Regions from separate parts of the Homo sapiens genome. Here all the other regions are linked to region 4. A link is a loop called in an ENCODE intact Hi-C map of the cell type or tissue named here. Cell type or tissue: PC-9. All regions are shown on one strand.

The links. Hi-C counts contacts between places; a loop is a spot of excess contacts. Peaks named below come from ENCODE experiments on the same cell type or tissue, not always from the same donor. Only the 100,000 strongest peaks of a DNase experiment are listed, where the experiment ranks them.
Region 1: it touches region 4 in a loop (18-fold over the local background); 4 of 110 quality-filtered maps call a loop at or near these places.
Region 2: a loop joins it to region 4, with 10 times the contacts of the local background. A loop is called at or near these places in 6 of 110 quality-filtered maps.
Region 3: it touches region 4 in a loop (19-fold over the local background); 2 of 110 quality-filtered maps call a loop at or near these places.
Region 5: a loop joins it to region 4, with 19 times the contacts of the local background. A loop is called at or near these places in 4 of 110 quality-filtered maps.

What each region holds. Positions count from the first base shown.
Region 1 is chr17:41,129,116-41,134,115 of GRCh38, reverse strand. No RefSeq gene overlaps it. Among named protein-coding and RNA genes, the nearest start is that of KRTAP4-12, 7.4 kb to the right of the region's middle. In PC-9, no CTCF peak of the experiment used is centred here; a DNase peak (open chromatin) is centred at 1,905; H3K27ac peaks cover 3,097 bases.
Region 2 is chr17:41,046,616-41,051,615 of GRCh38, reverse strand. KRTAP2-1 (keratin associated protein 2-1) reads left to right here and starts at 4,300. Exons shown (of 1, transcript NM_001123387.1): 1 at 4,300-5,000. The coding sequence starts at 4,349. The coding sequence ends at 4,735. In PC-9, no CTCF peak of the experiment used is centred here; DNase peaks (open chromatin) are centred at 2,325 and 2,925; H3K4me3 peaks cover 708 bases; H3K27ac peaks cover 3,002 bases.
Region 3 is chr17:41,097,584-41,102,583 of GRCh38, reverse strand. KRTAP4-8 (keratin associated protein 4-8) reads left to right here and starts at 4,442. Exons shown (of 1, transcript NM_031960.3): 1 at 4,442-5,000. The coding sequence starts at 4,500. KRTAP4-16 (keratin associated protein 4-16) reads left to right here and starts at 375. Exons shown (of 1, transcript NM_001396067.1): 1 at 375-1,082. The coding sequence starts at 375. The coding sequence ends at 1,082. In PC-9, no CTCF peak of the experiment used is centred here; a DNase peak (open chromatin) is centred at 2,699; H3K27ac peaks cover 1,838 bases.
Region 4 is chr17:40,912,475-40,917,474 of GRCh38, reverse strand. The region is part of intron 1 of LOC105371777 (a long non-coding RNA gene); the gene reads right to left. Among named protein-coding and RNA genes, the nearest start is that of KRT23, 23 kb to the left of the region's middle. In PC-9, no CTCF peak of the experiment used is centred here; DNase peaks (open chromatin) are centred at 1,594 and 2,104; H3K27ac peaks cover 4,766 bases.
Region 5 is chr17:41,137,837-41,142,836 of GRCh38, reverse strand. KRTAP4-6 (keratin associated protein 4-6) reads left to right here and starts at 2,293. Exons shown (of 1, transcript NM_030976.2): 1 at 2,293-3,404. The coding sequence starts at 2,350. The coding sequence ends at 2,967. RefSeq lists an enhancer at 2,649-3,161. In PC-9, no CTCF peak of the experiment used is centred here; a DNase peak (open chromatin) is centred at 1,886; H3K27ac peaks cover 2,438 bases.

The DNA of each region.
Region 1 (5,000 bases), 220 kb before region 4:
CTCAGTCAGCTACATTGCCAGAAGTTCTTTATTTTCAGAGACCCAAGGAGATGAAAGATTTCCTGTGTTAGAAATATTTTTAAAGGGTTTTTATAGTAGATGCTCCTATGAAGTAAATTTTATTATATACTTCAGCATTTCCTCCAAAAGACCCAAACTCCTCACTCTTATTATACTAAGAATTGTTAAATTAAGTTTAGCCTAAAGCTGCCTCTTTACATATTTTAGGCTTGGCATAAACGTTTCTCCATGCATAGTAAACTGTAACCTAACTGGATATGTAAACAAACTGTAACCTACCTTTCCAACAAGTATCCAAGTCCACGGCAGCCCAGTTCTGGTCAATCACAGGGGCCAACTGTTTAAACCATGTTCAACTAAAGCAAACGTTGAGCTCTAACGAGCCCAGCTATTTCTGTCCCTCACTTTGGTTTTCTGTACATCACTTTCCTTTTCCTTTTTTTTTTCTTTTTTTCTTTTTTTTAGATTAGGGCTACTTTTAATAATTGAGGTATGTGATCATAACTCAATTCTTCATCTTAATCTTCAGATATTTAGTAGAACATCATATGGTCTCAGTTGCAACTACTCAAATCACTTTCCTTTTTCTATCCATAAATGTTATTTAACCAAATGGAAGCCAAGGAGTTGCTCCGAACTTGTGCTTGTCTGGGAGCTTCCCAATTCATGAATTATTCTTTGATGAATTAAAATCTGTTAAATTTAATTTGCCTAAATGTTTCTTTTAACACGCCAAAGAAAAAATACTTTTTCAATCCTAATTCGTTTTATTTTTAAACTTTTTTCATTTTTGAAAACATTTCAAACTTACAGAATAGTTATAAGAGTAAAGAATTCCTTATGCCATATAGTCTTCACCTAGATTCAACATTTGGCCACATTTGATTTCTCTCTCTCTCTAGAGAGATGACATGGATAGAGATAGACTTATGTCCTAAGACTAAGGACATTTTCATGTATAACCACAGTAAAGATATCAATTAAACTGAATGTTGATGCAATATTATTACCTAATATACATGCTATATCCAAATGTTGCCATTTTTCCAATATATCCTATAAAGCAATTTTTATCCATGTTCATACATTGCATTTAGCTATCATATCTCCTTACTTTATTTAGACCTGAAATACTTGCTCAGACTGTCTTTATATTAGATGGTGCTAATATTTTTGAAGATAGCAGACCAGTCGTTATGTGGAGTATTTCTTAGTCTGAGGTTATCTGATGTTTCCTCATGCTTATATTCAGGTTTTGCATTTTAACAGAAATATTGCATAAGTAATGTGTCCTTTCAGTGTGTGACTTCAGGAGACACATGCTAGTTTGACCATTATTAATGCTGCTAACTTTGATCCTGTGATGAAGGGTATGTTCTCAAGTTTCTTCACAGTAAAGTTAACATTTTCCCTTTGAAATTAATAAACAGTTATTGGGAAAATATTTTGAAGTGTGCAAATATCCTGCTCCCCATTAAACTTCCACCCAATAGTTATAGCATTCATTGATGATATTCACTTGATCAAGTTTTATTATAATGGCTGTAAATGGTGATTTGAAACTCCTTTATTCCTTCTACATTTACTCATTGACATTCTACTGTCATGGATAACTTTCTCATCTTCCTTTTTTTAACTTCTCCATTTAATTCATATCAATATGGACTCATCAATCCTTAATTTTATTTGATGGGTTGTAATCTATTACTGCCAATATTCATTTTGGTGCCCAAGTCCCATATTAGGCCAGTGAAAGTTTATTCAGAGTAGCTCCAAATGCCTTTTCATATTTTAAAACAATGAGTCATTGTTAACAGTTTCAAATTGAATAAAGGAAATGATACCTGGTGCATACTTTGAAGAAGTCTAGAGAGTCCACTATCTAATGAGCATTTATGACTCACAAATAGGATATGTCTTCCTCATTGCTCACCGGTAACTAACTCAGAAAGATGAGCTTGTTTCTTTTTATTTCCCTACTCTAATTCTGCTTCTCTTTGACATCAAAAGAGATCTTGGCATCATGAGAACAATTTGCCCAAACAGGATCATGGCGTGATGCACAGATCACAGGTACATACCGGACTGAATCCATGTGATGGGCCATCTTGAGAAGACACAGTAGACAAAGAAATAGGCAAGATAATTCTGTGAGAAAGTCCAGATTGGAAAATCTTAACACACTAGGAAAGGGAAATAATATTTTCCTACATCTTAAAATATTTAACCAGAAAAACGTAATGATCTAATTTCGTGTATAGTGTATAGGTGTGTTTTAAACTTCCCTCTACTCTCTAGATGTGAGAATTTGAGTCTCTGGAAAAAAGTGACAGCAGACTGATCAACAGGAGAAAAGGCATACAAATTTATTACATGCATGTGCAGAGCCTCACAAACTATAAGACTTGAAGAAGGGCCAATGATTGAAGTTTGTATAGCATCAGAATAGGGTCTTGGGGATTCTTAGGGGAGGTGTCCACAAGCTATGGGAAGGTGAGGGAAAGAAATGTATGGTGAACAAAGGCTGTCTTGCTATGTAGGTAAAGTCTTTCAGGCAAAGCCGCTCTGGGGTGATGTCAACATTTAGCCTCTTTTCCTGTTATATATCTTTCCTGGATGTCTTCAGGCAGATACGGGAACCTCAGAGAAAACCTCTGCTTATAGCTGCTGTTCCCCACAATTCCCCAATCAAGGTACCAAAGAATCATATTTTGGGGTTTTGTTTTCTGAGCCCCAACATCTCCATAAGAAAATAAAGTAGGAAATGATCCCGGACATGGTCACAGCTGCTTCAGCAGAGCACAAAAAAGGACAGGTGGCAAAGGGACTTTCAAATTTACTAAGCTCACTCTCTTACTAATATGTATATTTAGAATTGTTATATCTTCTTGCTGAATTGATCCCTTTATTATTATATAATGACCTCCTTTCTCTGTTTTTACTGTTGTTGATTTTAAGTTTGTTTTATCTGTTATAAGTATAGCTACCCCTTCTGGAAAAATAAGCTCATAATGGTCAAAATTGAGACATAATGTTATAAAAGCCTTGAATTTTAAAGAAAAACATAATAATTATTTAAAGAAAAGTAATCATTTGAACATCCAGGCAAAATGTCCATGTCAACCAGAAGGAAATAAAACGAGCTTGTTTTCACACATTTTGATGAAAATGTCAGAAGATAATAGAGTAATGCTCAAGGAAAGAAAATGTGAGGCAAAGATTTTAAATTCAGCCAAACTGAACTTCAGGTATAAAGGCCACAAACAAACTATTATAAACATGAAAAAACTCAGTGAATATTCTCCACCATGGGTGGATCCTGAAGAATTTATTAACAAGTGAACTTCATAAAATCAGATGACTAAAGATACTGGAAGGACATCTACATGAGGTCTGGATCGATATATATCCTTTGGAACTAAGAACAGAATGAACGATAAGCCTAAGAGAGGAAGTGTGATAACTAACAGCTATGTACTGACAATGTTGATACAGCACAACTACCAAAACAGGAAGGAAAAGGAGAGCAAATATATAAAGTAGAAGTTTGCTGATTGCCTTATAGATATTAACCAGGAATTCAAATCTCATGCTCAGGGAGTGAGGAATAAAGAGGTAACCAGATAATTTCAATATTTCTGTAAGCAGAGAATCAACTGACAGTAGCTAAAAAATAGAGCTCATGAGGTATATAAAGGTAACCGTTAGTACAAAATACAAACATTCCTAAATACCAAAAGGCATACTGAGAAAGAGAGAGAATTTAAAAGGTGAAAGATTAGAATTTTAAAAGTGAAAGACAGAGAGATAGAAAGATAAAGAGACAGGCAAGAGAAATATTTAACAAATATAGAAGATAACTTATTATATATCATTATTATATATAAGTATAATAAAAATGACATAATTAAATTTAAGCATATTGATTATATCCATACATATAATAGGCTCAACTGACTTTAAAAAAAGATTTTCAGATTGGCTTATGAAAAGGAAAGCTCAGCATTATGCTGTCTATAAAGAGACACAAGTGAATCAACAAGCATCAGAAGGTTAAAAGTGAAAAGGTAAAGACAGAGATACATATATGAAAATGCAAATGGAAGAAAGCAGGGGCTACAATTCTTCTATCCCACAAGTTAGACTTACACAAAAAGCATTACAGAAGACAAAGTAGGAAAAAGTATTATGCTAAAGGCTACAATCAACACATAAATATAGAGATAAAACTTCACATACAGAAGCTACAGTTAATATAAGAATAAAAATAAGACAAGCCAATAATCAAATACTCTAATCCACTATGGAATTAATGAGAGAAACTGTGGAGAAAAATTAATAAGAATATTATTTTATGTTTTTGTTTGCTTTGTCGAAGATCAGTTGGCTGTAAGTATTTGAGTTTATTTCTGGGTTCTCTATTCTGTTCCATTGATCCATGTGCCTATTTTTATGCCAGTACCACACTGTTTTGGTGACTATGGCCTTAGAATGTAGTTTGAAATCAGATAGTGTGATGCCTCCAGATTTGTTCTTTTTGCTTAGTCTTGCTTTGGTTATGTGGGCTCTTTTTTGGTCCCATATGAATTTTAGAATTGTTTTTTCCAACTCTGTGAAGAATGATGGTGGTATTTTGATGGGGATGGCATTGAATTTGTAGACTGCTTTTGGCAGTATGATCATTTTCACAATATTGATTCTACTCATCCATGAGCATTGGATGTGTTTCCATTTGTTTCTATCGTCTATGATTTCTTTCAACAGTGTTTTGTAGTTTTCCTTGTAAAGGTCTTTTGTCTCCTTTGTTAAGTATATTCCTAAGTATTTTTTTTTTTTTTTGCAGCTATTGTTAAAGGGGTTGAGTTCTTGATTTGATTCTCCGTTTGGTCGCTGTTGGTGTATAGAAGAGCTGGTGATTTGTGTACATTAATCTTATATCTGGAAATTTTGCTGAATTCTTTCATCAGTTCTAGGAGCTT
Region 2 (5,000 bases), 130 kb before region 4:
AAACTTAAAGTTTAGAATTTAGAAAGTACCAATGTAACATGACCTTTTGCTATATATACATATGGTATACATATAGTAAATATATATAGTATATGTAAAATACATATAGTAAAATATATATACATATTTGTATATATACATATATACTATATATAGTAAAATATATCTAGTATATCTGTATATATAAATATATAATATATTATATTATATATTTTACTATATATAATATATTATATATATTTTACTATATATAATATATTATATATTTACTATATATAATATATTATATATATTTTACTATACATAATATATTATATATTTACTATATATAATATATTATATATATTTTACTATATATAATATATTATATATTTTACTATATATAATATATTATATATTTTACTATATATATAATATATTATATATATTTTAATATATATATAATATATTATATATATTTTACTATATATAATATATTATATATTTTACTATATATAATATATTATATATATTTTACTATATATAATATATTATATATATTTTACTATATATAATATATTATATATATTTTACTATATATAATATATTATATATATTTTACTATATATATAATATATTATATATATTTTACTATATATAATATGTTATATATATTTTACTATATATATAATATATTATATATATTTTACTATATATAATATATTATATATATTTTACTATATATATTATATTATATATATTTTACTATATATATAATATATTATATATATTTTACTATATATGTAATATATTATATATATTTTACTATATATGTAATATATATGTACCATATTATCGGGGAACCTGCCCCGATAATCACGTATGTTCTTTTCTATTTTCCTAAGCATCGGCTGGCTTGAGAAATAAAGGGACAGAGAACAAAAGAGAGAAACTTTAAAGCTGGGTGTCCGGGGGAGACATCACATTTTGGTAGGATCCGTGATGCCCCACAAGCCACAAAAACCAGCAAGTTTTTATTAGGGAGTTTCAAAAGGGGAGAGAGTATACGAATAGGTGTGAGTGACAGACATCAAGTACTTAACAGGGTAATGCAATATCACAAGGCAAGTGGAGGCAGGGCGAGATCAGAGGACCACAGGACCGAGGTGAAATTAAAATTGCTAATGAAGTTTTGGGCACCACTGTCATTGATAACATCTTATCAGGAGACAGGGTTTTGAGATCAACCGGTCTGACCAAAAGTTATTAGGTGGGAATTTCCTCTTCCTAATAAGCCTGGGAGCGCTATGGGAGACTGGAGTTTATTTCACCTCTGCAATCTCGACCATAAGAGACAGGTACACCCCGGGGGGGCCAGTTCAGAGACCTACCCCTAGGTGCGCATTCTCTTTCTCAGGGACGTTCCACGCTGAGAAAAAGAATTCAGCGATGTTTCTCCCATTTGCTTTTGAAAGAAGAGAAATATGGCTCTGTTCTGCCCGGCTCACCAGCGGTCAGAGTTTAAGATTATCTCTCTTATTCCCTGAACAATTGCTGTTATTCTGTTCTTTTTTCAGGGTGCCCACATTTCATATTGCTCAAACAGACATGCTGTACAATTTTTGTAGTTAATGCAATTATTACAGGGTCCTGGAATGATATACATCCTCCTCAACTGACAGGATTAAGAGATTAAAGTAAAGACAGGCATAGGAAATCACAAGGGTATTGATTGGGGAAGTGATAAGTGTCCATGAAATCTTTACAATTTATGTTTAGAGATTTCAGTAAAGACAGGCATAAGAAATTACAAAAGTATTAATTTGAGGAACTAATAAATGTCCATAAAATCTTCACAATCCACGTTCTTCTGTCATGGCTTCAGTCAGTCCCTCCGTTTGGGGTTCCTGACTTCCCGCAACACCATATACATATATAGTATACATACATATATACTGTATACATATATACTATACATATTTTACTATATATGTAATACATATGTATATATACATATATACTATATATATTTTACTATATATATAGTAAAAGGTCATGTTACTATATATGTGTATATATGTGTGTATATATATATTTACTATATATATATATATTTAACAAATACAAGACACTAAGTGCCAGACATTGTTTGTTCTTAGCACTTGACAAATATTAGCTCATGTAATCCTTACAATTCTGATATGAACTATTATTATGGCCCAAGGACACACAGCCAGTAAGTGGCAGAGCTTTAAATGAGCATTGTCCAGTTTCAGAATAAGTGGGGTCAGAAAATAGGATGTGACTTGCCACCAAGTGTCAAACCGCAGAGCTGTCTGTGCTCTTACAACTCTGAGGCATGAATAACTGAAGCATGACCCATATTTTCTCTGCCTGAAAACGAAGTTTGGCTATGGGGTGTGGATAAGTGTCTTAGAGTGAATAAACACTAGAAAGGTTACTGAGTGATGCACAGATTATCTTTTTGGACCTTTATAAAGGGGAGACAGATCCTTATAAAGGGGAGAGACAGATCTTTATAAAGGGGAGAGACAGATCTCTTTAGAATGACCTTGGGTTTGAAGTTTCTGCAGTAGAGAAATGAGTCTTGTTAATGTGATGATTTAAGTCTTCCAAAGAGGCTCCCATTGCATAAAATGTGATTATCATGAAGACTCCACAGCAGCATGAAAATAAATTATGAGATAATATGTCTCGAAAAGAGCAGAATATACAACTTTTTACCTAGTTACCTCTGGTTACCACTTTGAAAAACAAAAATCCCACGTCCGTAAACAAAGAAAAGAATGTAAAACAGGAGAGTCAAAGGTCTCTAGCGATGAGATTGTGCCTGATATCTCCCTCTTCTGTTTCCCTAATTGTGACTACCGGGTCCAGTCAATTTACATTCCTCTTAAAGTTTTGAAATTATGCTTGAAATTCCATTTGGGGAGCTTTAGATGTCCGGCCCCAAGGCACATTCTTTCAAATAAAGAAAATGATCCCGAAGTGATTCAAAACCCTGTCTGGTGACTAACAGGAGGAGTAAAGCTGGAAAGTAATGGGACTGTTTCCCCCATGTAGTTCCTGAACTGCCCCTGGCAACACTTCCTGAAGAAGCGCATCCATCACGCTTTTAGCAGTGCCACAGCAGAACACTGGGCAGCCTCCCAATGCGTCTACCCCTGAACAGTGTTCTGGATATGTGTGCAATGTTGGTTGAAAACCCCTTTCTTGTCACTTGCTAATCAGAGCACCTATGTCAAAGTATATATGCATATTTCTTTTTTGAGATGGAGTCTCACTCTGTAGCCCAAGCTGGAGTGCAATGGCATGATCTCGGCTCACTGCAACCTCCGCCTTTGGGGCTCAAGTGATTCTCGTTCCCCAGCCTCCGGCACAGCTGGGACTACAGGCACTGCCACCACACCCAGCTAATTTTTTGTATTTTATTAGAGTTGAGGTTTCACCATGTTGCCCAGGGTGGTCTTGAACTCCTGAGCTCAGGTGATCCACCTGCCTTGGCCTCCCCAGGTGTTGGGATTACAGGCATGAGCCACTGCGCCCGGCCAACAAGGTATATTCAGAAAAATTTCCCATTACAGAATTCTTCATTACATGCACAAGAAAGGCAACGCTAAAAAATGACATGTTTCAGAGATAAAAATCAGCATCTTATGACAGAAAGACCAGAGTTGCACAGAACCTGAACTAGAGAAAAGAAAACATGCAAGGCAGTCTTGGAGGTTTTATTCCAACACTTAGTGGTTTGCAAAAATTTTTGTCTGTCCTGTACAACTCTATGAGCTGCTATCCTATTCAAGGCCTATGTATCCCACTATATCAAGTGATAATCAAACGTATTCCCAAGCAGACTACGTGGGAGGGCTTGTCTAACACTCGTGTGATTCACGTTTCACATGTAGGTGCTTCCAAGGACTTGAGTCCCCTATTGGGGTCAGGATAGGCTCTACTCAATGTTCTATGTACTTCTCTATGTTTTTAATTTCTTTTAAAAACTGAAGTTTTTTTAGACCGTTTTGTCCAGATTTGATCCAGTGTTATCTACTCAAAATAAGCATCAAGAGCTACTATCACCTCAAATGACGATGAGTTCTTAGATTTTCACCCAATGTGAGTACATCCATACTTAGAGATAAAACAAGAGCTCTTTAGTGAGATAATGAGTGTGTCACAAGCAACCATTAGTCAAAACAAAATTCTACTTAATTGGCCAAAAGGTAAACGAAAAGGGTCACCTGCACCCGGCCAGGGTATATAAAGGGCCCAGAGGGGGAGGAGGACATTCACACCTGAGAACATCCAGCTCCTCTCCACAGCCCAACCCACACCAGCCTCAGACACCACCATGACCGGCTCCTGCTGCGGCTCCACCTTCTCCTCCCTGAGCTACGGGGGAGGCTGCTGCCAGCCCTGCTGCTGCCGCGACCCCTGCTGCTGCCGCCCCGTGACCTGCCAGACCACCGTGTGCCGCCCCGTGACCTGCGTGCCCCGCTGCACGCGCCCCATCTGCGAGCCCTGCCGCCGCCCGGTGTGCTGCGACCCCTGCTCCCTGCAGGAAGGCTGCTGCCGCCCCATCACCTGCTGCCCCTCGTCGTGCACGGCTGTGGTGTGCAGGCCCTGCTGCTGGGCCACCACCTGCTGCCAGCCTGTGTCTGTGCAGTCCCCCTGCTGCCGGCCCCCCTGCGGCCAGCCGACCCCTTGCAGCACCACCTGCAGGACCTCCTCCTGCTGAGCCACCACCTGCTGCCAGCCTGTGTCTGTGCAGTCCCCCTGCGGCCAGCCGACCCCTTGCAGCACCACCTGCAGGACCTCCTCCTGCTGAGCAGTGCACTGACTGCCCGGAACGCGTAACTCACCTTCTGAAAAAGTCACACTCCCATTTCTCTACTTTAACAAACCTCCTGCCCTGAGCCCACAAAACCCCACATCAACCAAGCAGGGAACCGAGCACTGGGCTCATCTATTAAGACCTGGGCCATTCTGAAGTCTGTAAAAGA
Region 3 (5,000 bases), 190 kb before region 4:
CAGCAGCAGCGCAAGTCTCATCTAAACCCACTTGAGCCACAACTGGAGCAGCAAAGGGGCACTGTGCTAGAATGTGGAGAGTACCAAACCCTTTCTGACCTTAAGATTCTCTCATTTGGAGCCTGTGATGGGAGGGACAGCTTCAAAGATCTTTGAAATGCCTTCAGAGCCATTCTCCCACTGATTTGATGAACAGCACCTAGCTTCCTTCTATTCATATCAATCCTTGTAACAAAGCATTACTTGGCCACAATCTTGCATGCTTTTTCATTCTTTATATGGTCAGTCTCCACATTTTCCACATCTTTATGTTCTGTTTCCCTTTTAATTATGAATTCCACCTTTAAATCATTTCTTTCCTCTTGCATTTTACTATGTGCAGTTCAAAGATGCCATGCAGCCCCAGTGCTTCCAGTCTGTGTGCTGCCAGCCCACCCAACTGCTGTCACCCCAGCTGTTGTCAGACCACCTGCTGCAGAACCACCTCCTGCTCCCACAGCTGCTCTGTGTCCAGCTGCTGCAGACCCCAGTGCTGCCATTCCGTGTGCTGCCAGCCCACCTGCTGCCGCCCCAGCTGCTGTCAGACCACCTGCTGCAGGACGACCTGCTGCCACCCCAGCTGCTGTGTGTCCAGCTGCTGCAGACCCCAGTGCTGCCATTCCGTGTGCTTCCAGCCCACCTGCTGCCACCCCAGCTGCTGCATCTCCAGCAGCTGCTGCCCCTCTTGCTGTGAATCGAGCTGCTGCTGCCCCTGCTGCTGCCTGCGTCCAGTCTGTGGTCGAGTCTCCTGCCACGTCACTTGCTATCACCCAACCTGTGTCATCTCCACCTGCCCCCACCCCTTGTGCTGTGCCTCCCCTCCCCTTCCCCTCCCCTTCCCTTCCCCACCCGTTCCCCTCCCTTTCTTCCTTTCCCTTGCCCTCCCCTCCCCTCCCCGCCCTTCCCCTCCCCTCCTCTCCCCAGTGTTAATCCCCTCCCCTTCCCCTTCCCCTTCTCTCCCTTCACTTTCCCCTCCCCTCCCCTCCCCTCCCCTCCCCTCCCCTCATTTCCCCAGTGTTAATCCCAAGAGCATGCTTCAATAAACCTCCTGCATATTGCTCTCCATCTCAGTGTCTGCTTCCTGGGGAACCCAGCCTGTCCCCCAAAACAATTTGAAATTCATGATAGCTAATTTGAGAGCTCAAATGACTGACTGAAATGTACTTTTAATATTTTAGTTCCTGAAAGAAATAAGAATGTAAACATAATAGCAGAAAACATACTTAACAGAATCTGTAGAAAAAATTATGAATTTTATATAAATCAAATTTATTATTTTCTAAGGATTTTTATATCATTTATACACAAATATATGCTCTTTAAACATTTAGACAATACAAAAGAATGCAACCAAAGGTAAGTTTCCCATCACGGTCTTTGCCAATCCCATTCAATACCTAATGTTACAAATTGAGATACATCCTCATTAAATGCATGCATAACACATGTATGTATTTATTTGAAAACTTGGCTTTCGTTGCACATCTCTTGTTCTGACATTTATTCAAACGTTATTTTATGTCCTTCAGGAAATATTAACACTTTCCTTCACATAGGCTTGGCAGATTTATTTACATATTTTTCTATTTACTCTTGAGAATTGTGAGCACATTGTTCTTTTTTAAAATTATTCTTAAAGTCCTAGGGTACATGTGCACAATGTGCAGGTTTGTTACATATGTATACATGTGCCATGTTGGTGTGCTGCACCCATTAACTCGTCATTTACATTAGGTGTTTCTCCTAATGCTATCCCTCCCTCCTCCCCCCACCCCACGACAGGCCCCAGTGTGATTTTTCTCCATTAAATTTTAGAGACAATTATTGCTAGTGTATAAAAAGTCTATAGATTAGTATAAGTTCATATTTTATCTGATCTCATGATTCATACTAATACCCAGCTGACTCTCCAGGATTTTGTAGGTGTGCAATCATGGTGGCCAAGTGCCTCCAGCCTCAGGCCTGTCCCCGGGGTTCATCCCCAGATGCCCACAGTGGGGGTCCTACCATTAACACAAACACTGTTGGGATTTTCTACCTTTTCTGTCTTACTTTCGCCATTTCCTCACTTGTGCTTCCTGGGATCATCCCCCAAATAAATTATGTGCACCCAGGTATTTTTCTCAAGGTTTGCATTGGGTAGAATTTAAGTTAAGACAACAGATGATCAACAAACATTTTTGGCTGACTGATACGAAACTGGAAATAATAGTTATTTCAATCGACAAGAGTAAAACGAGGGAGTCAGGAGGTGAAGGAGAACCAGTGCTACCATCTGGCGTTTACTTCCTTCCTGTCTTTTTACTGTGTGAATATAGGCATGCACGTTCAACACTGTATTCCTGGTTATCTATAAACAAGTCTCATTCTATAAATTGAATCTTAACTTCCACAACTTTCCACATATGTTATTTATCAGATGACATGTTACCTACCACGTAAATTAGTTTAGTCTTCCTGAAATGAAATTATGATCTCTTTGTTTGGAATGTTTTCCTCTCTTTTATCCAGAAGTCAAAAGATATATACATTTTTAAAGGACCTTACATGCCTCTATGTCATCAAAAGCCTTCCTTCACTCAACAAACATTTACCACCAGTGTTCTCTGTGCTGAGTATCATGGTAACAAGAATAAATGCCATAGCCCATGCCTTCAGGGTATTTGCATTGCACGTGGTGGAATGACAGAAGTAAATGACTATGATACAGGAGAATGTAACAAATTATGAGCACAAGGCAGGAAATCATGATACATGAATGGGGTAGCTTAGCAGGAAAGATATTATTGAGGAGGAAATATTTTAACTGGGTCTTGACACATGAGTAGGAGTTTGCAGAGTGGACAAAAAAAGATGAAACATTCCAAGAAGATGAAGCAGTTTCAGCAAGCTTAGCAAATTGTATTCTTTAGGGCTTTCTTGGCTACACTAAGACATATTAGGCTTACTTTCTCTTTAACCTTGGACAAGTTGTTTGTTTGTTTTAAGTTTTTAATGCTTCTTTTGAGTATTCCCCTAAAAGACTAATAAGAATATAAACTAGTTCATAAGGTTGTATTAAAGTGTGAAAATGAAACAAATGTAAGATATTTGGTACAATGCCTGCTACATAGTCAATACTTCACAAGTAATATACATACCATGAGGGTGTATGGAACTTATCCACATATTATACATTTTTTATTTTAGTTGTTTAATGAAAATAATTGTAATTCTTTTCATTTCTGCCAAACTGTTTCCTATCCATGTGTCTTATGCAAGTACCTGCAAGAAAAAGATGAGGGTTTATCTGTTCTACACCCAGAGTACCCAATAGAACATCTTGGATGCATGTTATTGAAGGCTTAATAATTCTAAATATTCTTCATATATAACAAATGCTTTTGTAAATGAAAAATGCATCACGCAATTTTGATGATCAAAGATTAATCAGGCTGGGTGTTGGGGGCTCACGCCTGCAATCCCAACACTTTGGGAAGCAAAGGCGGGTGGATCATGAGGTCAAGAGATCAATACCATCTTGGCCAACATGGTGAAACCCTGTCTCTACTAAAAATACAAAAGTAAGCTGGGTGTGGTGGCACACACCTGTAGTCCCAGCTACTCGGAAGGCTGAGGAAAAGGAACTGCTTGAACCCAGGAGGTGGAAGTTGCAGTGAGCCGAGATCATGCCACTGTACTCCAGCCTGGTGACAGAGGGAGACTCCGTCAGAAAAAAAAAAAAAAAAAAAGATAAATCAAAACTTCCTACTCTTAATGCCTATACTGTAAGAAATACAGCAAAATGTGTTTTTACCCTTTAAAGGCAGTGAGTCATGGGTAAGTACTTTTGCTGGAGGCTGTGGAATAAGATCTGACAAAGAGTTTAGAACTTGTTGGGATCTGACCATCTGCCCGACCATCCGAGATGCACACACGGGATCAGAGTCATCCTCATTACAGATGGGAGATCCTTCCACAAATGAGTCCTTCCTTCTAATTCCTTCCCAACATTTCACCTGACCAGGACGTTCTTTGACAATGAAAGATACATTCACATTATAAAAATCGTCCCCCATTATTTGCAGACAGCAATCTACAGGTAGGAGGGAGAGTCATATTTAAAAACAAAATGTCAGAGAGTCCTGTGACCAGTGCTTTGTAAAAGACACTGCATAGACCAGGGACAAAGGTGACCCCCACCAAGGAAGAAATATGACAAGCATTTCCAATGGAAACACAGGAGCACAGCAGGAAAAGGAAATGAGTTATTTTCTCTGTTTTGGAGTATTTAACTAGAAACACACAATGATGTAATTACATGATTAATTTTTTCAGTAGGTAAATAATAACAAGGAAATAATGACGTGGTGACAACGGGCCTTCAGGCGGGTATAAAGGGGCTATGGACCCAGGAAACTTCCAAACTCAAGAACTTTACTCTCTTGGAAACCCAAATAGATCCTTCACCCTCTGACACCATGGTCAACTCCTGTTGTGGCTCCGTGTGCTCTGACCAAGGCTGTGGCCAAGACCTCTGCCAGGAGACCTGCTGCTGCCCCAGCTGCTGTCAGACCACCTGCTGCAGGACCACCTGCTACCGCCCCAGCTACAGTGTGTCCTGCTGCTGCAGACCCCAGTGCTGCCAGTCTGTGTGCTGCCAGCCCACCTGCTGTCGCCCCAGCTGCTGTGTGTCCAGCTGCTGCAAGCCCCAGTGCTGCCAGTCTGTGTGCTGCCAGCCCACCTGCTGCCACCCTAGCTGCTGCATCTCCAGCTGCTGCCGCCCCAGCTGCTGTGTGTCCAGCTGCTGCAAGCCCCAGTGCTGCCAGTCTGTGTGCTGCCAGCCCAACTGCTGCCGCCCCAGCTGCAGCATCTCCAGCTGCTGCCGCCCCTCTTGCTGTGAATCCAGCTGCTGCCGCCCCTGCTGCTGCCTGCGTCCAGTCTGTGGCCGAGTCTCCTGCCACACCACTTGCTATCGCCCA
Region 4 (5,000 bases):
TGTAAGTGGGTTACTTAACACAGACTACATTTAGATATTTAGTGCTAAGAAGAGACTTCTTCTTCTCCTTTTCCTTTTTTTTTTTTTTTTTTTTAAACAGGGCCTCCCTCATTCTGTCACCCAGGCTGGAGGGCAGGGGCATGATCTCAGCTCACTGCAGCCTCAACCTTGCAGGCTCAAGCCATCTTCCCACCTCACCCTCCCAAGTAGCTATGACTACAGACACACACCATCATGCCTGGCTAATTTTTGTATTTTTTGTAGAGACAGGGTTTCGCCATGTTGCCTAGGCTGGTCTTGAACTCCTGGGCTCAAGTGACCCACCCACCTTGGCTTCCCAAAGTGCTGGGATTACAGGCATGAGCCACCACACTCGGCCTAGCTTAGAGATTTTGAATAGTTTACTTTGTGTGAAATAATATAGCGTGCCATTTCTTTGGGATAAAATAACATATTTCTAAGCATACCCTTCATGGACATGAAGCAATTTGTACCATAGTTTCACATATACCTATTTGGTCTTGCACAACAGAAAACAGATAGTAAATAATATCATTATTTATAATGGTAAATTTAAAAATTTATAAATGTGCATTTAAATTTCTCATTTAAATAATGGTTTTATTTTCTGGGTATGCTGTACATATTGGTGGCCCCAATGCATCCATGCCTCCAGCAGTCAGGCCTTTCTCTACTGCCTCCCACATTGACGCTGGGCTTGGTCATGAGACTTGATTTGGCCAATGGAACATCAACAAGCTTGACACAAGCAGAGGCTTACTAAATGCTTTCACATTGGGAGTTATTCTCTTGGAATGCCCTATAGGCAGCCAGCTACCATGTGAGAAGTTCAATTACCCTGAGACACCATACTGTGAGGAAGTCTAAGCTAGCCTCTTGGAGAGCCCACACCAAGGAAAGCTGAGGAATCCAGGCAACAGCCATAACTGAAGCTCCAGGCAACAGCTGTAACTGAGGCTCCAGGCATATGACTGAGTCAAGCCATTCCAGCCAGTTTCCAGCCATTCAAGACAATGCCACTGCCCCCAGGCATCACAGAGCAGAGACAGGCCATCCCTGCTATTCTGAATCCAAAATTCTGTCCCACAAAATAATTGTGAACAAATACAATGGTGGTTGTTTTAAGCCAGTGAGTTTTGGGGTCATTTTTCATGCCGCAATAGGCAAGTGAAACAGAGTATTTTAAACAGAAGACTCTGTTATTTGCTCAGTGACAATAGCTGATTTAAGGCGAACTAGTTCATTTGCATCCCACCAAACTTTTGACCAGCATACTAGTCATTTTAACACTGACATGGACCTCTAATGAAAGTCCTGGTCTAATAACAATAGATGACATCAAAACTTTCAAGAGAAAAGCAAAGGTCTACCCTCTTCAGAGATGGTAAAGAGTAAAGCCATTGCACATGATGTTCACAGCTCTCCTCTCTGCTCCTTCCCAAGTGGGACCAAGCAGTGTAGCTCCAACCTGAAGTCAGGGCATCCCCTGCTCCTCACTTAAGCATGCTGGGATGCCCAAGGAAATTCTTTTTCTTCTCGTTGAGTTTCAATTCCTTTTGACTCTCTTTTAGTTCCTCATTCCAGGGACATTAACAATTTCTCTACAAATATTTATGCCTCCAATACCACACAAACCAACAGTTTCACTGAAAGGAGATCTCTTTTCAACATAGTTAAGCAATGTTCTCCCTCACCAAGAAACTATAAGTCATTTACAAATTAAGGTGATCATAATTATTACGTAGCTTCTAGTCATAATATTTAAAAGTCATTAAGAGTATAATTCATTTATTCTAGCCATGATTATTCACAATGCTATACTCTAAATGCTATACTTTTCTACAGCTTTTAATCAATAAATACTTTTCAGATTTTTGGTGTTTACATATCACCTGAAGTATTTTGTTGGTTATTTCCCTATGGTAACAACATTGGTTTTCCGAATGACTATAGGCCTACTTTCATTCCCATGTGTGACTCATTCCCATCTCATCTATTCTATTACAACATCTACGTGTCACCATCTCTCTGAAGAGAGTTAGAGAGTTTCTAAAATATACTGGAGGTGAGATCATGCAAAAAGGAAAAGACAGTGCTTCTCACATACCTAACGATCTGATGATCTAATCATACTCAGAAGTTTTACCTTGAACTTTGTGTGTGTGTGTAACTATTTCAGTACATGGGTTGTCCTACTCACCCAAACTTCCCATTGAAATTTAAATGGGAATTCATCTAATAAAATTATGAGTCATCTAATAGAAACTACAAGTCAATTTTTGCTAATTCCATGGTATGCATACGCAGCATAGCATGTATGCATTGACATACACACACATGTACCAGAAGTTTTTTAAATAACAACTATCCTTGACTGAGCTTTACATTCACAATCTCATTTAACATTTATCAAAACCTTGTGGCATATCATTATCTTTATTTTATGATTGGGGAAACTGAGGCTCAAATGGACTGCATTAACTTGCCTGTGGTCATACAGCTATAAAATGGTGGAAACAGAATTTGTACCCAGTATATTTACTCTTTGTGCCACACAAGTCAAAAGTGCTTGCTAGAGAGTTATGTAAAATCTGAATATGGGCAACACATTTTGATGAGCCCTTGCTGATGGCTTTTATCTAAGGTAAGAGCCCAGGTATGAGAAATCTGGATTTTCTATTTGAAAATCAGAACTCATATTTTTCAGAGGCAATTGGTAGTTTGACATCATTTACCTGGATCTTGTTCTGACAAGATCCATGAGTCAGAAATAGACACTCAGGACCAGAGGACAGGTTTTTATAACCAAAAGCTACCTTCTCATTAATCAAACCTCAAAGCATCCACTGCTTTCATACAGAGGTGTGTTCTTAACTTGTTTTAGCCTAAAACGAATCAGCATCAGGGACGATGATTGCTTCCCTGAGAGAGTTTAGCAAGTTCCAAACCTGGAGGACCTCAGACCCCAACCTGTCCAGTTAGACTCCACACTCACTCCTGTTTTCTATCAAAATTTTCTTTCCCCACACACTCACAGAATATGATAGGACAAGAAAGACAAAGACAGGGTAGTAATAATGGACAGGCCACAGATACACCCAATACCATCAACAGTCATCAGCTGAGAATATTTTATCCAGAGATTCATCACAAAAAAAATATTGTGAAAATGTTCATGTATCATCCCCAGCACCCTAGGAAGCAGTAGTTTCAGGTCACCACCCAGTCCCAAGCCTTATATGTCAGTGCTTCCGAAATCTTAATGTGCATACTTATCATATGGGGATCTTGTTAAAATGCAGATTCTGATCTAATTGTTCTGGGTTGAGGCCCAAGATTTTGGACATCTAACAAGCTCCCAGAGGATGCTAAGGCTGCTGATCCACGAGTCGCAAGATTATGGGTGATTTTGATCAATTAGCAATTCGATGCATTCCCCACAGTGAGTGTCGTGTCTATAAACCAGTCTCAATAGGTCCTCTATCAACTGAACAGGATAAACAACACAGCAGGAAAGGTGGCATCGTTAGAATCCCACTAGCACAGTCTTGCTCCAAGCAAGCTAAACCTGCAAGAGCACTAAGTCAGGCCTGGAAGGAAGATGTTTCTTAGGTTCTCACCAAGAACAGAAGACAGAATGAAGTCTAGAAATTAAGATCGATCACTTTGTCCCAAATTTTTCCTGGACTCCATGCGTAGTAAAAGCTATGAGAGGTTCACAAATCAGATTCACAGGAGAGGATGGAAAACACTTGTCCAGGATTGTCTATTGTGTTAGCTAACTAGCACTAAAAAATATACGTCTATATTTATGTATAAGTGAGTATTCACTTATAAAAATCTTTCTAAATTCTCTTCAAGGGCCATTTCTTTCTTCAGTGAACCAAATGATGGCTGAAGTTTTAAGAATAAAAACAACAGCCAGACGCAGTGGCTCATGCCTGTAATCCCAGCACTTTGGGAGGCCGAGGCGGGTGGATCACGAGGTCAGGAGATGGAGACCATCCAGGCTAACCCGGTGAAACCCCGTCTCTACTAAAAATACAAAAAATTAGCCAGGCATGGTGGCGGGTGCCTGTAGTCCCAGCTATTCGGGAGGCTGAGGCAGGAGAGTGGCGTGAACCCGGGAGGCGGAGCTTGCAGTGAGCCGAGATTGCGCCACTGCACTCCAGCCTGGGCGACAGAGAGAGACTCCATCTGAAAAAAAAAAAATAATAAAAAAAAATAAACAACAATAACTCTAACTGTGAAATTGCGTCCTATTCCATACTAAATTAAATCAGCTTAGACAGGCTGCTTTCATTTGTGTTATGGATGTCATTATTCTTTGTTTTCAAGAAATTTGTATTGGAATGAATGGAGTTGGAATAAAGAACCAGTGAAGAAGTGGTCATTAAATACCTGCTTCCTGCCTACTGCGGTGTGAGTCACTATTAGGAAGACAAAATAAGGAAGCTAGAACTTTAGGGAAGGAAATTACAATATACAAAAGAGTCCCTTTGCCCAACTGCAATTCCTGTCACCCATAATCATGGTAAATAATCCTAATAATTATTACCCTTGCTTGTATCATGATAAGGAAATTGATTTGAACTGGGAAACAGAAAACATGTCTCTTCAGTAAAGCTCTTTCCACCCTCCCACACTCAACAAAAGCTTCATAAAGCCACCCGTAACTCTTATGCCCCGTTCCACCGAGTCAACTCCTGTGACTGGCCTCACACCCTTCTCAAGTATCCAAGGCCTTCCCCGGTATGGTCTCAGCTTGTTTTTCCAGAGGGCGGCCGTCATTACCTGAATGGCAGGTTTGCTACGCAAGCGCCTTAATGTGGGGCTTTGTAGACATCACACCTGGGCCGTCATTAGTGTCGTCTGAAAATAATAATCAGCCAGCAGACCAAAGAAGGGCATTCCAAGAAAATTCACTACTACCAGTGTTTGGGGAAACCAGGGAATATCTAATTTACGTATTTATAGTT
Region 5 (5,000 bases), 230 kb before region 4:
CCTCAAGATGTTGTATAAGCTTCTGTACCTTATTGAGGGGTTGAGTTTTCATTCTGAAGGCTCTTGGGTATACTTGTTAGATAAATGTGTATGCCTTTTCTCCTACTAATCAATCCGCCTCAAGTCAGTGATTTTTCAGTGAGGAAAATCCTTCCTCCATTGCACTTCTGTGGTGCCTTATTTACACATGGGCTCTATCATCTCATTCTCCATTGGAAATTCATGTGTCTATCAGCTCCTTCTAGAATACAAACTCCACTAGGGCAGAGATCTCCAGGTTCCTCAGGCCCCACATAAGTTCACAAGAGACATCCCTTCATTCCCAGGAAGAGAAAATATTGTGAAGGTAATTTGTTCTTTCCTTGAATAATTGCTTTTCCCTGAATGTCCACGGCACTAAAGAAGACCCTTTATTTAGAACCATGATCATGTGAGGATTTTATTTAAAAACTCTTTATGGGCCGGGCACAGTGGCTCTCTCCTATAATCCCAGCACTTTGGGAGGCCAAGGTGGGTGGATCACCTGAGGTCAGGAGTTTGAAATCAGCCTGGACAACATGGTGAAACCCCATCTCTACTAAAAATACAAAATTAGACGGGCGTGGTGACACATGGCTGTAATCCCAGCTACTTGGGAGGCTGAGGCGGAAGAATTACTTGAACCTGGAAAGCAGAGGTTGCAGTGAGCTGAGATGGTGCCACTGCACTCCAGCCTGGGCAATAAGAGTGAAACTCCATCTCAAAAAATAAATACATAAATAAATAAAATAAAAACTTGTTATGAATGCAATTTCTGTGTAAATGTAACTGGACCCAGGTTCAGCTGCTTGCTGCTGGAAAGCCAACACATAAGAGGCAAGGGCTGGTGAAAGGAAAGTTAGTTCTAGTTGGAGAGCCAGTAAACCAGAGGATAACCTTGCTTTGTGTGAGGCCAAGAAAGATATTGGAGAAAAATGGCATTTGAACTAACTGGTAATGAATAACTAGAAGAATGCTAAGTGAAGGAAATAAAAACATTTCACCCCAAGATATATCTCACTGACATCCTTTAGCTAGTGAACTAGCATTCTAAAGTGCCATCTTAAATTTTAAAATTTGCCATAGGGTTTTGAAAGGGAAACTTGGCATGGGAGACATGCAGGGGTGGTGCAGGGTGCTGAGTCTGCATGTCTTGTTCCAATGGCTATCTTGGGTGTCCAGAGGTTTGGGAGGCATTATTTTGACTTCAGCCCAATGGTGGTGGATTAATTGTTCAAGATTCCCCCTAAGTGAGAGGATTCCTCAGGGCTCTGTGCCTGGTTTGTTTCAAGATTAGCCTCTGGAATTTCTTAAGCAAGAATATAATTAGATAAGATATTAGATAGTATTGCCAGAAGGGAGTGTGCAGAGGGAAGGAATGAAGAGGTGAGAGGGGAGGAAAGGAAGAGAAAGTGGGTGATTTTTAAAATTGAGGTCCACAGTTACATAAGTACCTGTAAGTTAAAGAATATATCTTTTATATTCCTCTCAATGCTTCTTAAAAAATCTTAGAAATAAGTGATACTAAAAAAAAACCCTGCTAGATGTTTTAGCTCAAAATGTATGAAAAAGATTTTAACAAAATGTCAATAAAGCATAACCATTACACATTTGATATTTCAAAAGGCAGATCAAAAACTATGATCCACATTACTCTACTTCAGCCTGTAGGACACTTTTGAAGACAGACGCAGCTCAAGCCCAGATGATGCTTTGTTCCTTAGAAACAGTGAGTCACTACTAACTGTTTCAAGGTGCACCAGAGTGATGAGAATTAACACAGCTTGCAATGACCTAGGAATTTAGTTAGCTCAATGGCCACCCAGAATACATACAATGAATCATAAGCTTCCTTATTTCTCACACTCAAAAACAGGAGCATATTTTCTTTTTTTCCTGTCAGCATTCCAGCTGATTGACACATGCATTTCTCCACTAGAGATCTTAGCCCAATCAGAAGCTCTCCCAAAACGATATCATGATGAGAAACAGACAAGTGACAGTGGCCCTCCCATGTCACATGATACCCAGAGACTGAAGTCATGTGACACTGAAACCAAGGAAAGGAAAACAAGAGGTGACTCATGTGGGAACACCAGGGTGAGAAAAGGGAAATAATCATTTTCTATATATTGGGATTTTTTACTAGAAAAACACAATATAATTTAGTAATTGCATTTGTGTCATATAAACAAAAACAAGGAAACAATCTTCTCATAATCACAAAGGCTCCTCAGCTGGGTATAAAAGGGGACATGCAGCAAGGAGACTCCCAAACTCACGAAACTCACTCTCTTGGAAACCCACCCAGAACCTTTACCCTCTGACACCATGGTCAGCTCCTGTTGTGGTTCCGTCTGCTCTGACCAGGGCTGTGGCCTGGAGACCTGCTGCCGCCCCAGCTGCTGTCAGACCACCTGCTGCAGGACCACCTGCTGCCGCCCCAGCTGCTGTGTGTCCAGCTGCTGCAGACCCCAGTGCTGCCAGTCTGTGTGCTGCCAGCCCACCTGCTGCCGTCCCAGCTGCTGTCCCAGCTGCTGTCAGACCACCTGCTGCAGGACCACCTGCTGCCGCCCTAGCTGCTGTGTATCCAGCTGCTGCAGACCCCAGTGCTGCCAGTCTGTGTGCTGCCAGCCCACTTGCTGCCGTCCCAGCTGCAGCATCTCCAGCTGCTGTCGCCCCAGCTGCTGTGTGTCCAGGTGCTGCAGGTCCCAGTGCTGCCAGTCTGTGTGCTGCCAGCCAACCTGCTGCCGTCCCAGCTGCTGCATCTCCAGCTGCTGCCGCCCCTCTTGCTGTGAATCCAGCTGCTGCCGCCCGTGCTGCTGCCGCCCCTGCTGCTGCCTGCGTCCAGTCTGTGGCCGAGTCTCCTGCCACACCACTTGCTATCGCCCAACCTGTGTCATTTCCACCTGCCCCCGTCCCTTGTGCTGTGCCTCCTCTTGCTGCTGAGCTCCTTGCCTGAAACTATCTCCTCCCCTTCAGCTCACTCCTCACAGAAGCAGACCTTGTGCATCTCATAAACAACTCAGAAGAGGCCATTCCCACCAACTGTGTTTCCATATCCTGGACATATATCTAGGATATATGTCCTGGCTATACATCTAGAATATATGTTCCCCATGTTGACCCAAGTGTGAAATTAGATATTATTTACAGAAAGAAATTAATAGAATTTACCAAATTTTATACCTTATATTTGTATTTATGGATACCAAGTTCTTCTGTCCCAAACATGGAAATTCTTGCAGGGTAACTCGGGGCAAGGTTGTCTCACTCTCAGATTTGAAAGTCTGATTGTTTCACCCTGTATTTCCTTTTACAGCAATGTTTCTGTATCTTATTTTTGCTGCTTCTGAATAAAACTCCACTTTTGTCGCATAGAAATACAATGTTCTTTTTGTGTTGCTTTGTAATGATTGTCCTTAGTTCCTGAGAAATTCCACCCAAAACACAACTGAACGAATCCTATTCTTGCTCTCACCTTCAAGAAAATTGCAACATGTAATGACCTAAAAAAAAGGCAATACATGGATGTTTCCAAAAGTATTGAAAAAAATAAAGATTTTAAGTTAAGTTTTTTTATGAATATGGAGAAGGGTTATATCCCACAGCTAAATTTTCTTAAATATTTTTGAAAGTGTATCTTTCCCTACAATCTCACTCCTCTCTTATTTGCTTTATTTTTCCGTTTCCCTCCTCCACCCATGGCCCCCGATCCTGTCATCTTGTTCTGCCCTTATCTCTTTTATCCCATTCTTGTAAAACCAGAGGCTACTCTTTAAGGTTTATCCATCTCTCGTGTAATTCAATTTATCACACTCTCAGCTGCTTTAATTTCATCTCCATCCATTAACAACAAAATAATTACCTTTAGGGAAAATCAATCTTCTGAGAAGTTGGGGAATTGCAGAAAATGTAAAATACTCAAATTTTAGTATTTTTCCTACCTTAATGACTTTTCTGTGGTGTGTATTTAATAGCATGGTCTTGGGGCACATGGTCTTGGTCAATAAATTCTACAAAAATGAATTTTCATAGAGAAATATGGGGACTTAGAAGAAACCAACTAACGGAATAGTTTGGTTCTTAGTTAAACCCAGAATATGGCCTATAAACTCCATCCTAGGGGGAAAATGGTGAAAATAAATTTTATGTCAATTCAAGCTAGTAAAAGCAGGAGAAACATTTAGAAAGTTCTGTACTAAATACATATTCTAGGAGTTAAAGGTCCAGTAAATAATGTAGTGGTATTGAATCATGAATCTTTAACTTCCATAGGTTCTACTACATGAACGAACAATAATTTAGACTGTGTAGGGGCATTATTCCTTCACACCACTTACAGCACACAACTCCTAATGGGTCAGAGAAAGTAGGTGAAAATTAAATGAACCTCCAGTTGGTCTCAGCATATGAAATGGGACTTTGAATGCCGTGGGACTGAATGTGGCTTCCTGGTCATAGGGAATAAGTGTCTGAGAATAAGACATCTATGCCCTGAGCTGTGGGACACTCCATCACTTGTAAGTTGAAAACAAAGCAACAGAAACCACAGGAGACTGGAAAGGAATCACCAGAGAAGTAAGACAACAACTAGCAGAGTGCAAGGTCCAAAATCCCGATGAAGGAAAGAGTGGTCACTTGAAAAAGTAAAGGACACTCACAGGTAGGAATTGAACAATGAGAACACTTGGACACAGGGCAGGGAACATCACACACAGGGTGGGGAACATCACACACCAGGGCCTGTTGGGGGGTGGGGGGCTGGGGGAGAGATAGTATTAGGAGAAATACCTAATGTAAATGATGAGTTGATGGGTGCAGCAAACCAACATGGCACATGTATACCTATGTAACAAGCTTGCACGTTGTGCACATGTACCCTAGAACATAAAGTATAATTAAAAAAATTAAAAAACAGAATTCCACTTCCAGTTGTGACAAAGTAACTGATAGAAGATTCAACCTCTCAGTAGGAATGA